Linked DNA regions of Homo sapiens: region 1 is linked to region 2. Evidence: chromatin contacts called from ENCODE Hi-C data. All regions are on one chromosome and are shown on one strand. Each heading gives the region's core, a stretch centred on a gene start or an enhancer-like site at or near the end of the contact. The rest is flanking DNA. Distances are from core to core; before and after follow the strand shown. Region 1 has its middle 21 kb from the start of SLC26A4. Region 2 overlaps ATXN7L1 (ataxin 7 like 1).

The links. A loop is a pair of places that touch in the nucleus more often than their neighbours do. Pooled maps may share reads with other maps.
Region 1: a loop to region 2 is called in a map with no recorded cell type, with 12 times the contacts of the local background. The contact joins two enhancer-like sites. A Hi-C loop is called at or near these places in 4 of 37 single-sample maps with no recorded cell type and 4 of 50 pooled maps.

Annotation. Positions count from the first base shown.
Region 1 is chr7:107,636,697-107,642,626 of GRCh38, reverse strand. It overlaps the pseudogene BANF1P5. Among named protein-coding and RNA genes, the nearest start is that of SLC26A4, 21 kb to the left of the region's middle. RefSeq lists an enhancer at 3,910-4,059. Within about 2 kb of position 3,871, at least 3 of the 41 ENCODE cell types and tissues checked have a DNase peak (open chromatin) inside an H3K27ac peak, as active enhancers do.
Region 2 is chr7:105,804,669-105,811,039 of GRCh38, reverse strand. The region is part of intron 2 of ATXN7L1 (ataxin 7 like 1); the gene reads left to right. Among named protein-coding and RNA genes, the nearest start is that of ATXN7L1, 69 kb to the left of the region's middle. RefSeq lists enhancers at 1,825-1,934, 2,055-2,124, 3,596-3,645, 4,286-4,335, 4,496-4,665. Within about 2 kb of position 1,644, at least 8 of the 41 ENCODE cell types and tissues checked have a DNase peak (open chromatin) inside an H3K27ac peak, as active enhancers do.

The DNA of each region.
Region 1 (5,930 bases), core at 2,622-5,121, 1.8 Mb before region 2:
GGAGTGTTTTGGGAGTTTTCTCCCCTAACCGTTTCAACTTCTTTGCAATTCGAACTCTTTCATGCACCTCCCTTCCTTTTCCTCTGCCTGGTGATACTTGCCAACTTTCCTGATGGATTTCTGGCCCCGTCCCTCACCCCTACCCTCACTTCTAGTGTTTCACACCATTTGGTTCCTTTTTCTTTCACACAACAGTCATTGTCTCTGTGAAGATTTTTAGATCAATAAAGTCAGTGGCTATAAAATTAAAAATCAGAAGGTACAGCCACAAGCTACATGGCACAGACCACAGTCACAACTCACTCAAAGCTTGAAGTGTTTCATGGGGTTTGAACTGCATTTTAACCTTTATTTATTTTCACATTTCCCCCTTTTCATCAAGATCTTTCGAAGAAAGCACTGTAGATGATCTCAATAGTTTTGACTCCTTTTATGTTCAGGAGTTTCATCCCCCGTCACTAGGAAGTCTCATTCCTTGGATGTTATGTTCCATACTGAGGTGGGATTGGATTTCTTAATGAAGTCAATATCTGGGAGATCTCAGATATCACAAATATATGTGAAAAGTAAGTTGAGCTCTCAGTGTATCCCTGAGGCATGACTGTCCATTGTACTGTCTGTTCTCCCAAGTGAAGGCAAAGAGAAATTGACTGTCTTTCTCCACAGGAATACTAAAACATGCACTGCATAAATCTGTCACAGTGAAAAACTCACCTTCAGCGGGGATGGTAGTCAACAACATATGACTGTTTGACACTAGCAGATGGCAAGGAATAACTATGTTGTTAATTGCTCTCAGATCCTGTACAAACCTCCATCCTCTGTCATCTGGTTTTTTTACAGGAAGGGTTGGAGTGTTACACAGGCTTCTACAGGGAATAATCAGACCTCTTTTTATATAGTCTAGAACTATAGGTTGTATTCCTTCTAAAGCCTTTGGCTTTAAAGAATACTGTTTAAGGTTTGGAAGAGGTTTTGATGAGTTTATTTAAATTTTGATTGGGGAAGTCAAGATAATTTTTCCAGTATCAATGAAAGACTGACCACAACTAATCAGGTATTGCCTTTAACAATTTTTGTATTCGTTTATCAATCAATAATTCGGTGTCCTCTATGGCAATATAAATTGCAGCTTGTGAATTTAAAAGGATCAGATTCTGAAAAATTCATGGTGTCTAGTAATTCAACTTTGTCTTCTAATTCTAAAAATATTTTACCCTTTTGGGAAAAACAAATATGGGTGTTATATAGTTCTAAGAAATTTCTTCCTATCAAATGGATAGTGGCTTAGAGAACGAAGAGAAAAATACAAGTCTCTTGTAAAGGACCTACTTGAAAAGCTATAGGCTAAGATTTATGTGCCAATACAGGAATATCAGTGACACCCACCATTTAAATGGTTTACTTTAAGGAATGGGACCTTGTAATAAGGTGGGATTTACTACAGATAATGCAGCTCAGTGTCAATAAGAGCTTATGTTTGTTCTCCATTTCAGATACTTTCTATTTCTCCCAAAATATAAATATGGAGGAAAGGCAAGGTCTCTTTAAGTTCCTTGGAGCACCCCCCCTTTTCTTTTTTTCCTTTGCCTGTTGTTGTTGCCTCCATTTTAGTTTTCAGCAATCTTTCCTAAAGTGACCAGGGTGTTTTTGCAATAATGACAAAGCAGAGGGTTAAATTCATTCTGAGGTTTTTGGGGTATGTTTTGGAGGTTCAGACTGGGTAGATAATTGTTTTAGTTATAAATTCATAATCTTATTAGCCTTATTCTTTTCTTTGGCTTCTTTTTCTCTTCTTTAGTTAAGGCATGACATAATTGATCAGCAAAATTAACCAAATCATGAATGTGAGCAATTGTCCAACTATGGTGTTGTCCTTTTACTGTTAGTCCTAATTCTTCATCTAAGTAACCCACTTATGAAATTGAAATTGAGGAGAGTATCATTTTGATGATTAGCCTAACTCTCTTTGGATAATCCTGAATATGGTTTAAATATTTTTTCGAATCTCTCAAAATATGTCATTTCTGACTCATCTGAATTTTGTTGACATTGTTGTATTTTATTCCAGTCGACCATTCTTTGGAAGGTCAAATGAAGGGGTGGCTTGAGCAAAGCCTTTGAAACCTCATGGTCACATTTGTGGTCTTCTGAAAATGTATGAAAGTCCTTCAAGTGGTTCCTCCAATTTGCCTTAGCTCTTCCAATCTTTAGCTTTACTTTCTGATACTAACATGTGAACTACTTAATACAAATTGGAAAAATCAGGGTTGTAAACTTGAATATTTAGTTCAAATTTCCTGACAAAACCAATAGGGTCTTGGTGGGGATGAGGAAATTCCTTAATTATGCCTTTAATGTCTACCTTTGATCATAGTTGATAAGTTAAGGCAGGTTCTCCTCTACCAGATACCAGCCATTCACAAAATGTAGCTAAAACAACAGGAGTGGGAAGAAGGGGAAGGGGAGGAAAAGAAGGAAAGGCTGGGCAGTGTCGTTCAGATGAGGAAGAGATGGGGAATAAAGAGTTGGGGAAGCAGAAGGAGGAGTAAAAGATTTGGCAGTTTTTTTTTTTTTTAATTTAGAAATGGTTTTAGAGGGCTTTTAATTTTCTTCCTGTAGAGGAAGAACTTTGTCAGAGCGCTTTTCAGATGCTTCTAAGTACTGTTAGAAGTAACTCTCCCAATTATTTTCTTTAATTTTAGAAATAGCTTTTTCTAATTGTGCACATAAATAAGCTAATTTAGGTATTTCAAAGATAGCCCACTTTGGTCATTGTTGTTTGGGGTCTTCATGGGTTAAGAAAGACAACTTTTCTAGATATTGACTGGAGGTTGCACCACAATATTATACAGGAATCCAGCTGGAATTTCTAAAGGTGGATCTCTCCTTAAAAAGGAAGACTCAGTTTTAGATGGATGATTGCCCATAATTTGGATTCTCTTTTTAAGTGATCAAAGATGAAATGGGAAAGATGTTTTTGATCTGGTATGTTGCTTAATGGGGATTATTCCTTGAGGTGACACCAGTGAATCACTTCTCTCTTCTTCCCTGTCTTGGTGAAAGCCAGGAATCCTGGGCACTTAAGGCACTAGAAGATCAGCCCTTCATATGTGCCCACCAGGTTAAGCAAGATTTCCTGTGTGTTCTTCTTTGAGAACTCCCTACAGTACTATTGCATGTTAAGAGTAATGAGTTCAGACACTCCCGCAAGACCTTATTAGCCTAAGATGCCTTTTGGCCAGGAGAAACAGTGTCCCTTATCTTTGGTACTTATCTTCATCCTCATAGAAAGCTTTTCTCTCTTTCTTTCTTTTTCTTTCTTTCTCTTTCTTTCTTTCTTTCTTTCCTTCTTTCTTTCTTTCTCTCTTTCTTTCTTTTCTTTTCTTTTTTTTCCTTCCTTCCTTCTTTCTTTCTTTCTTTCTTTTTTTTTTTTTTTTTTTTGGCGGAGTCTCACTTTGTCACCCAGGCTGGAGTGCAATGGTATGATCTTGGCTCACTGCAACCTCTGTTTCCCAAATTCAAGTGATTCTCCTGCCTCAGCCTCTTGAGTAGCTGGGATTACAGGCACATGTCACCACACCCGGCTAATATTTTGTATTTTTTGGTAAAGACAGAGTTTCATCATGTTGACCAGGCTGTTCTTGAATGCCTGGCCTCAAGTGATCTGCCTGCCTAGGGCTCCAAAAGAGCTGGGTTTACAGGCATGAGCCACCGCACCTGGCCATCCTCATAGAAAGTTTTTCTTTTTGGTCACTCAGAAACAAACAAAACAACTTTAGATATGTCAAATGAACCAAGCTTCAGAGTTTAGCCAGGTTTTTTTCTTTTATGCAAATTTTGCTTAAGCCACATTCACTTCCTCTTTTCAGAGAGAGAAACTTTCTTTCCCTGACCAAAATTCAAATGAGAGAAAAAGCTGTACAAATGTTAATGAGCAGTTACAAATAACACTTAACCTTAGAGAAAAGTGAAAACCACAAATCTGTGAACAGAAGAATATCTAGAGAACAGACAAAAACTCTTACCTTAAAGTAGAGCTTCAATTCCAGCTCCATCAAGTGTGGAATTGGGTCACTTGAGTAAAGTCTGATTCTCAACCCAAATCAGGGAGATTCAAAACCTGAGAGGGTCTTCACCGGAGACCCTCTGCTGGCTCCAGTGAAGCCAAGTGAATGAAAACTGTTCATGCTGGTACCAGGATCCTAACTGTGGGCAATGCAGTGGGGAATCAACAGAGGCTTGCTTTAGGTCCTTTCATGGTTGCCAAAATGTCAACTTGAAATAAGCGTCAGAATCTAGTTTGACTTGAAGAGAGTTTATTTTGAATTTTGAAGAGAGTTTATTCAAGTACAAAGTTTGAAGATGGCCTGGGAGACAGATTCCAAAGAATGGAAGTCAGCACTTTGAAGTGTAGAAGTTTGAGGTCACTTAACATAGATAAGGTTTAGAAAGCTTAACAGAATTTCAATATTTTTCTGTATATGGCTGAATGTATAGTTACAGTAATCCAATTAGACAAGGTAATATTTTTCTTTTCAGGAAAGGTCTATTTAACATTCCACACTGAAGATATAAAATTTGGGAGGTAATTAGTGCTACCTTAACTGAGTTAGGTACTGATAGGGTTTGGTTCTGTGTCCCCACCCAAATCTCATAGTGAATTATAATCCCCATAATCCCCATGTATCAAGGGAGGAAACTAGTGGGAAGTGATTGGATCATGGGGGCAGTTTCCCCAATGATGTTCTTGTGATAGTGAGTGAGTTCTCATGAGATCTGATGGTTTTATAAGGGGCTCTTTCCCTTTCATACACTCTCTCTCTCTCTCTCTCTCTCGTCTGCCACCATGTAAGATGTGCCTGCTTCTCTTCTACCATGATTATAAGTTTCCTGAGGCCTCCCCAGCCATGTGGAACTGTGAGTCAATTAAACCTCTTTTCTTTATAAATTACCCAGTCTTGGGCAATTCTTTATAATGGGTGAAAACAGACTAATACAGGTACAAAAAAGGAGGCAGTTAATCTATCACAAAGATCAGTGATTAGAAGGAGGTCTGGTCTCTTGTCTCTCCTCATAATTTACAGAAGAAGAACACTGAAGAAGAGAGTTAATCTATAATCTAAGGAGCAGAAATTACAACTCCATGCTCCATGGCTGAGATCACAGTCACATCTCTCAAGACTTAATGTGTTCTCTGGGGTTCCAAGAGCTTTTAAATTTTATTTATTTTCACATTCTCTATGCCTCATTTTTCTTATCTGAAAATTGGGGGTAATATTACTACTTGCTTCATGGGCTTGCTGCAATATTTAAATGACAAACAGTTCATAATGCAATTAGACCCTAGCACATGGTGAGTGCTCAAGGAACCTTGGCTGCTCTTATCACAAGGATCAGTGTATAGCAGGCATCTAAAAATATGCAAAATAAATTTGAAAAAAGTTTATGGCATAGAAGTAGATAAAGCAATCAGAACCTAGCACATGGTGAGTGCTTATTAAAAAGTACAAGTCCTTTTATTTATTTTTACATATTTATATTTTTGAGATGGGGTCTTGCTATGTTGCCCAGGCTAATCTCCTGGGTTCAAGTGATCCTTCTACTTCAGCCTCTTGTGTAGCTGGGATTACAGGCATATGCAACCATGCTCAGCAGTATGAGTTCTGTTTTTTTTTTTTTTTTTTTTGAGACGGAGTGTCGCTCAGTCACCCAGGCTGGGGTGCACTGGCTGGATCTCAGCTCACTGCAAACTCTGCCTCCCGGGTTTACGCCATTCTCCTGCCTCAGCCTCCCAAGTAGCTGGGACTACAGGCGTCTACCACCACACCTGGCTAATTTTTTTGTATTTTTAGTAGAGACAGGGTTTCACCGTGTTAACCAGGATAGTCTCGATCTCCCGACCTTGTGATCCGCCGCCTCGGCCTCCC
Region 2 (6,371 bases), core at 395-2,894:
CTTCATCTGTGGCCTTTCTAGGTTAGCTGATAGCCACTTCATTCTTCCAGTTGCTTTGGACAGAACTCTTGGTGTCATCCTTGACTCCCATCTTTTTCTCCCATCCACATCTAGTCCACTAGGAAACAGGTTAGGTTCAAAACCAACTGCTTCTCCCACCTCCACTTCTGCTGCCCTGATCTGAGCCACCATCACCTAAATTACTATAAAAGCCAAGTATCAGTTCATGTCACTCCTCTGCTCAAAAGCCTGCATAGCTTCCCACACCACTCAGAGTCACTGGCACAGCCTTTCCGCCGCCCCCATGCCATCCCCGGCTTCAGTGCCTCTACGCTGGCTCGCGTTGGCTCCTGCACACAGGCTGGCTTCTTTGCTCTCCCTCATACGTCCTAGGCTCTCCCCTTCTCTGGACCTTTGCACTAGCTCTTCCCTCTGTGCGGAACACCATCCCCTAGATGTGCTCCAGCCTCACAATCTACCTTCTCACCTTCTTCTAGTCTGCTCAGATATCACCTTCTCAGTGGCACCCTTTTTACAATTCCAGCCAGCCTTCCCAGCACCAGTGTTTTGTTTGTTTGTTTTTTTATAACACTTTACCCTTTCTATAGCAGACATTATTGGGAATACTTATTGTTTGTTGTTTGTCTCACCTGCTAGCATGTGATGTCTACAAGGCAAGGGTCTTGCCAGTTTTGGTGACTGGTGTTTCCCAAGGGCCTAGAGCAAGGGAGAGCCAGGACTGGGCCCAGGTCTCCCTGGCTCCAAGGCCATCCTCTTCCTGCTGTGAAAGACCACTCTGAACTATACAAGGGTAGATCTCTCCAACACCACATCTCGTTTATCCTCCCTGCCCCATCTTTTGCCATCTTCCTCAGTGACTTCAGTATCTCTGTGAGCCTACTTGCTAAAATAGAAATTTTAAACTGTACAGAAAGAACATGGTGTTATGTTCAAGAGAATGGAGTCTGGGCTGGGTGTGGTGGCTCACACCTGTAGTCTCAACACTTTGGGAGGCCAAGGCTGGAGGATCATTTGAGTCCTGGAATTCGAGGCCAGCCTGGGCAACATAGTGAGACCTCGTCTCTACAAAAAATTTAAAAAATTAGGTGGATGTGGTGGCATGTGCCTTTCGTCCCAGCTACTTGGGAGGCTGAGTTGGGAGGATCACTTGAGCCCAGGAGGTCAAAGCTACAGTGAGCTATGATAGCATAACTATGCTCTAGCCTGGGCAACAGAGTGAGACCCTGTCTTGGAAAAAAAAAAAAAGGAGTCTGGAGCCACTTACACAGCAGGTAAGCATAGGCACCTCACTTCACCTCCCTTTGCCTCAGTTTCCTCATCTATCAAAAGGAGATAATCATGCCACCTTACCTTGAAGGGTTTCTGTGAGGGCTAAATACGTTAATATATGTAACCACTTACCATGGAAACAGTGAGTACCATGTCAGTATCATTGTAAGGATATATATTTGAACCTTGAGGACACTATGCTAAATGAAATAAGCCAGTCATAAAGGACCAATACTGCCTGATTCCACTGATATGAGGTATCTAAGGCAGTTGACTCGTAGAAGCAGAACATAGAATGGTTGAGTGCCAGGGGCCGGAGGAAGGAGGAAGTGAGGTTGCTGCTCAGTGGGCGTGGAGTTTCAGTAGTGCAAGCTGAGTCAGTTCTAGAGATCTGCTTTACAACAGTGTGCTTATGGTTAACAATACTGTACTATACACTCACAGATGTGTTAAGACAGTAGATCTCATGTTATATGGGGCTTTTTAAACCACAACTTGTTTTTTAAAAAGGATGTAATATATTAGTCACTAACCCTTTGTTTTATTGAATTTTCTCAAGGTTAAGGGACTTACCCAAGTGCTCGCAGCTTATAAAGGAAAGAGGGTGACAAGAATGAAGCCTCTGACTTCCAGGGCTCTTTGTCCTGCTCCAAGTCAGGCATTAGTTCTGTCTGTCAAAATCCAGATTATCAAAGGACCATAGTATAAAAGGGCTCTGCAATATGGGGAGGTGCATCCACGCTTCTTTGGGAGAAACGCCTCACATGTTGGCTTCATAAAACTCTTCTATGCCCCGTAGGTTGGACAATGAGAAATAAATAATCCAGACATTGGTGTTTTTGATAGGTGGTTAGAGCTTCCCCAACAGGGGGAGTAAACAAAAGAACCATCTTAATTTCAAGCTTAGTTAGAACTACGGAAGACTAAAAGTCATTTTTCAAAATGGTGGGTGGTGCCAGGGCTCTATCCCCACCTGGAAGGGGCACTTGATCTGTAAAAGCAGCAAAAATAATTGTGTCTTTTATGTCACTTAGGTAGAAGCTCCTGTCCCAATTAATTCTTATCTCCTCCTCCCTTTATAAATATGCTTGGGCAAAGTGACATCCTAGCAGTTTTTTGTTTTGTTTTCTCTCTTCTTAACAAGGAATTCTCTCTGCTTAGGCATTTTAGGTGCTGATTTTTCTCATGTCCCAGAGATGCTTCTAATTAGTTGATGCTTCCTTCCCATAATAGTTCACCACAGAGAGTGGATTTGGACTGGAGGAGGGAGCAATTTTGTCATCTTATCAAAGTGCCACTGATCAGGTTGGCTTTCCTGAGTGCTCATTCATTTTTCCGCCTCTCTGGAAACAGAAGCAGCAAGCTCCTTGCTGAGTGGAGCTGGAGGTTTTTGGGTTTTGCTGTCTCCCCAGTGCTTCCCAGCACCCTTTGATGAAATGCTGCCTCAGAGTCTTTGCAGTAGGGCTCACTAGAGAAATTATCTTTTTCCTTTCACATCAGTGGAAAAACACTTGGCTGGGGACAAATGGCAAAAGCATGCCACTGTCACCTTGTCCCTAAGTAACCTGGCACCCACCAGGGCTGCCTGCAGGCCCTGTGTGTCCTGGGGAGAAGGTATATAAAGGCCTCTTCCTTTTCCTGCTTTCTAGGAGCAGAGTGACCCTCCAGGCCAAGGACAGTGCTGTATTCTTGGGTGGTTCTGACATTGCAGAAAGAGTCTGTGGACACTAGAGATCCAAGAATTATCCTCCAGTGCTTCAGAGCTGGAAGGAGATGCTAGCTCAGGCCTCTTTAAGGACTTGTATCAGTTAGCTAGCTTTTGCTGTGCAACAAACCACCCCAAAACTTGATGGCTTAAGACAGTAAACATTACTTACTATGATTCTGTGGGTCTTCTGGGTGTTTCTTCTGGTGCGGATAGCGCAGCCCAGGCTGGATGGTCAAAGAGGCCCTCCCTCACCTGTCTGGTGGTTGGGAGGCTGCTCGGTCTGGAGAGGTCTGGGCAGGAACAGCTCACCTGTGCTCCATGTGGGTCCGTCCATGCTACTGCAGCCCAGCCCGGGCTTTCCACATGAGGGTTCCAAGGAGAACAAGAGAGGGCACACAAACCCAGTGCATAAGTATTTTATAAGTGTCTGTCACAGTTGCTAATGGTCTGTTGGCCAAAGTAAGTCATGTGACTGAGCCCAGAATCAATGTGAAAAGGGGGAACCCAAGGGTGTGAAGATTGGAAGGTATAAACAACTGGGGGGCCATTCCTGCAACAGCCTACCCAGGAGTGCCGCGTCAGAAGGTGTGTCCTGTTCTCGCCCTGCATGGGTTTGTGTCAGTGTGGGGCAGCTCTTTCAAGGAAGAAATGAAAGGCTCTTTTGAGGCAGGGAAGTGCAGTGGAGTTTGACACACAGTGTTCAAATTCTGCACAGCATTTACCAGCAGTATGACATCAGGCAGGTGACTTGACTTTTCTAAAGCCTGGGTTCTTCACCTCTAAGCTGGGTCTGGTCAAGTTTCCCTCATGAGGTTCTTCAGGACACTAACTGATGTTTGTGGAGCAGGGTGTGTGGCATGTGGTCAGCACCCAATGTAGCTGGCATTGTGGTGGGGCAGCAGAAAGGCAGCTATGCTGGGAAGTTGGACAGTGCCAAATCCTGGGGCAACAGGTGGTCATCCATGCACAGGAAGCTTGGCTGGACACCTGGATGGCAGCGTGCCCTGGCCCAGGAGGCCAGGTGAAGATGGCAAAAGGGAAAAGAAGGCTCTGCTGGCTTCTTGCAGACTAAAGCCCTGTTCACATATTTGTTGTTTAAAATTGAAACAAGTAAGTCACCCTTTCTTGGTTGTACATCCCCCCACAGCAACTGCCAGTTGACTTCCACACCCTATTTTTTCCCCAGAGCTTTCACTCCTTGTCAGAGGTGTTGAACACTGCAGTGCTTCCCACGTGGCTTCTCTGTGCCTCTGACTCTGTTGCTGGGTCCTCCTGGGCACTTCCTCATGACTCACCTCCTCCCTCTGCGAGCGTTCCTCTCAGCTTCCTTCACTGGCCCCTTCCCTCCTCTCATCTTCTTGTTATTTATTGGTGTTCCCCAAATTCTAGCCTTAACCCTGTTGTCAGACAACACTGTTTCACAGGGAGACTGTGCACAACCCCAGCTTGGCCCCCGCTTGCTCATGATGTCCCCACTCTGTCTCTCTGGCCCCAGCTTGCCTCTTGGACTGCAGATCAGTTTCTCACACTTAGTAGGCTGCAAAACAAAGCTCTCCTCCCCATATGTCCTCAGTCTGCTCGGGCTGCTATAAGAAAGTACCATAGCCTGGGTGGCTTAAACAACTGAGGTTTATTTCTCACAATTTTGGAGGCTGACACCCACGATCAGGGTGCCCGCATGGTGAGTGGACGGGTGCTCACTGGGCAGAGAGGGCCCTGGTGTCTCTTCCTTTCCTTACAAGGGCACTAATCCCATCATGGAGCTCCACTTTTAGGTCCCCATGTAAACCTCATCATTCCCCAAAGGTCCCATCTCCTTATACCACCTCACTGGGTGCTAGGGTCTCAGTACATGAATCCAGGGGGACGCAGTTCAGTCTCTAGCACCATGTAACCTGCATTCCCATCTGTCTTCCCCTCTTCCTGGTAGGCCAAGCCAGAAAGCTCTAAGTCATTTCCCACAGTGGTCAGTTCCAAATAAATGTCTCTTGGGTCCTGCGTCCTCTCTGTCCCTGCAGCCCCAGACCCTGCAGCAGCCCTCTCACCTCCAGCCTTGTTCCAGCAAGCTCAGCATTGCTTCCAAAACAAACACCCGATCACTGCTCTCTGCATTCTCTCTCTCATACTCATGAGCACATGGTAAAACTCTGCCTCGCACCTCTCTGGCCTTATCTCCTGCCCTTCCCCCCAGCATCCTCATTCCCTGCTATATTCACCCACCTGTGGCACCCTCACCAGGCCAGCACATCTCACCACACTGCATTTGCTCTTGCTGTTCCCACGACCCGGGCTGCCCCTCCCCCTGCGACTGCCTGGAAGCTTGTGCTCATCTTTCAGGAACCGACTCTGGGGTCATCCTGGTGAAGCTCTCCCTGCCCTCTGCCGCAGCATGAGCCACGCACACGTCCTATTTATCACTTGCCAAGTGTACTGTGGGCTTGTGAGTCTCGCCCTGTCTCTTTTCATGATCTGTGAGCTCCTTGAGGGCATAAATCATCGCATTCATTTCTCTGTACCCCAGTGTCTGGCATATAATCAATGACAATAAATAAGTGTTGGATAAATGAGTGAGTAGATGAGGGCAGTGGGTGAGACCAACAACCTCCTGTTTCCCACACTGAGTCACCCCAGGTTCCCCACTGGCACAAGTGCCACTAGCTGCCAGCCCCCTGAACTTCCTGCATATCCAACTTACCAAGTCCTGGAGCAGCTGGCGTTCTCCTTCCCACCCCACAGCACTAAGGGCCCTGGCAAGTTCTCGCCTGCCCCCAGGAAGGCCGGTTATAGAGAAAGCCCTTGGCACCTTAGCCAGAGCTCATGGCTCCCTCCTCTAGCACACTTTGCCCTTTCTGCCTGTTTAATCATGTCACTTTATGCCATCCCATTCTCTAACTGTCTGGCTCAGGTTAGCCCTTCACTACATCAGCTCACTCTACTGTCCGGCTCGTTCGTTGTTTTAAGTGTGTATGTTGTCATCCTAGCTGATCCTCATTGTAGACAGGAGCTTCTGTTCTTTATTGGTTCTTGGACATTTGGTAAATGCTACGCCACGGGTGTTTATTCATAACTGACCTCAGAGTTCTTGTTACTTCCCTGCCTGCCTGTCTCCCTTTCTCCCAGCTGCCGTCCTCTTTAAAAAGGTACAACATCCTAAGAGTTAAGATCCAGCAGCCTTGAGTTCAGATTTTGGCTCCAGCATTCCCAAACTGTGAGACTGGGAGCCAATAGCTTAACCTCTTTGAGCTTCTATTTCCTTATCTATAAAATGGAGATAATGTCACCCCTGCAGGTCTGCTGTGAGGATTCAATGAAACAATCAATGAACAGCACTTAGCACAGTACCTAACGTGGAGTAAATACTCAATAAATGCCG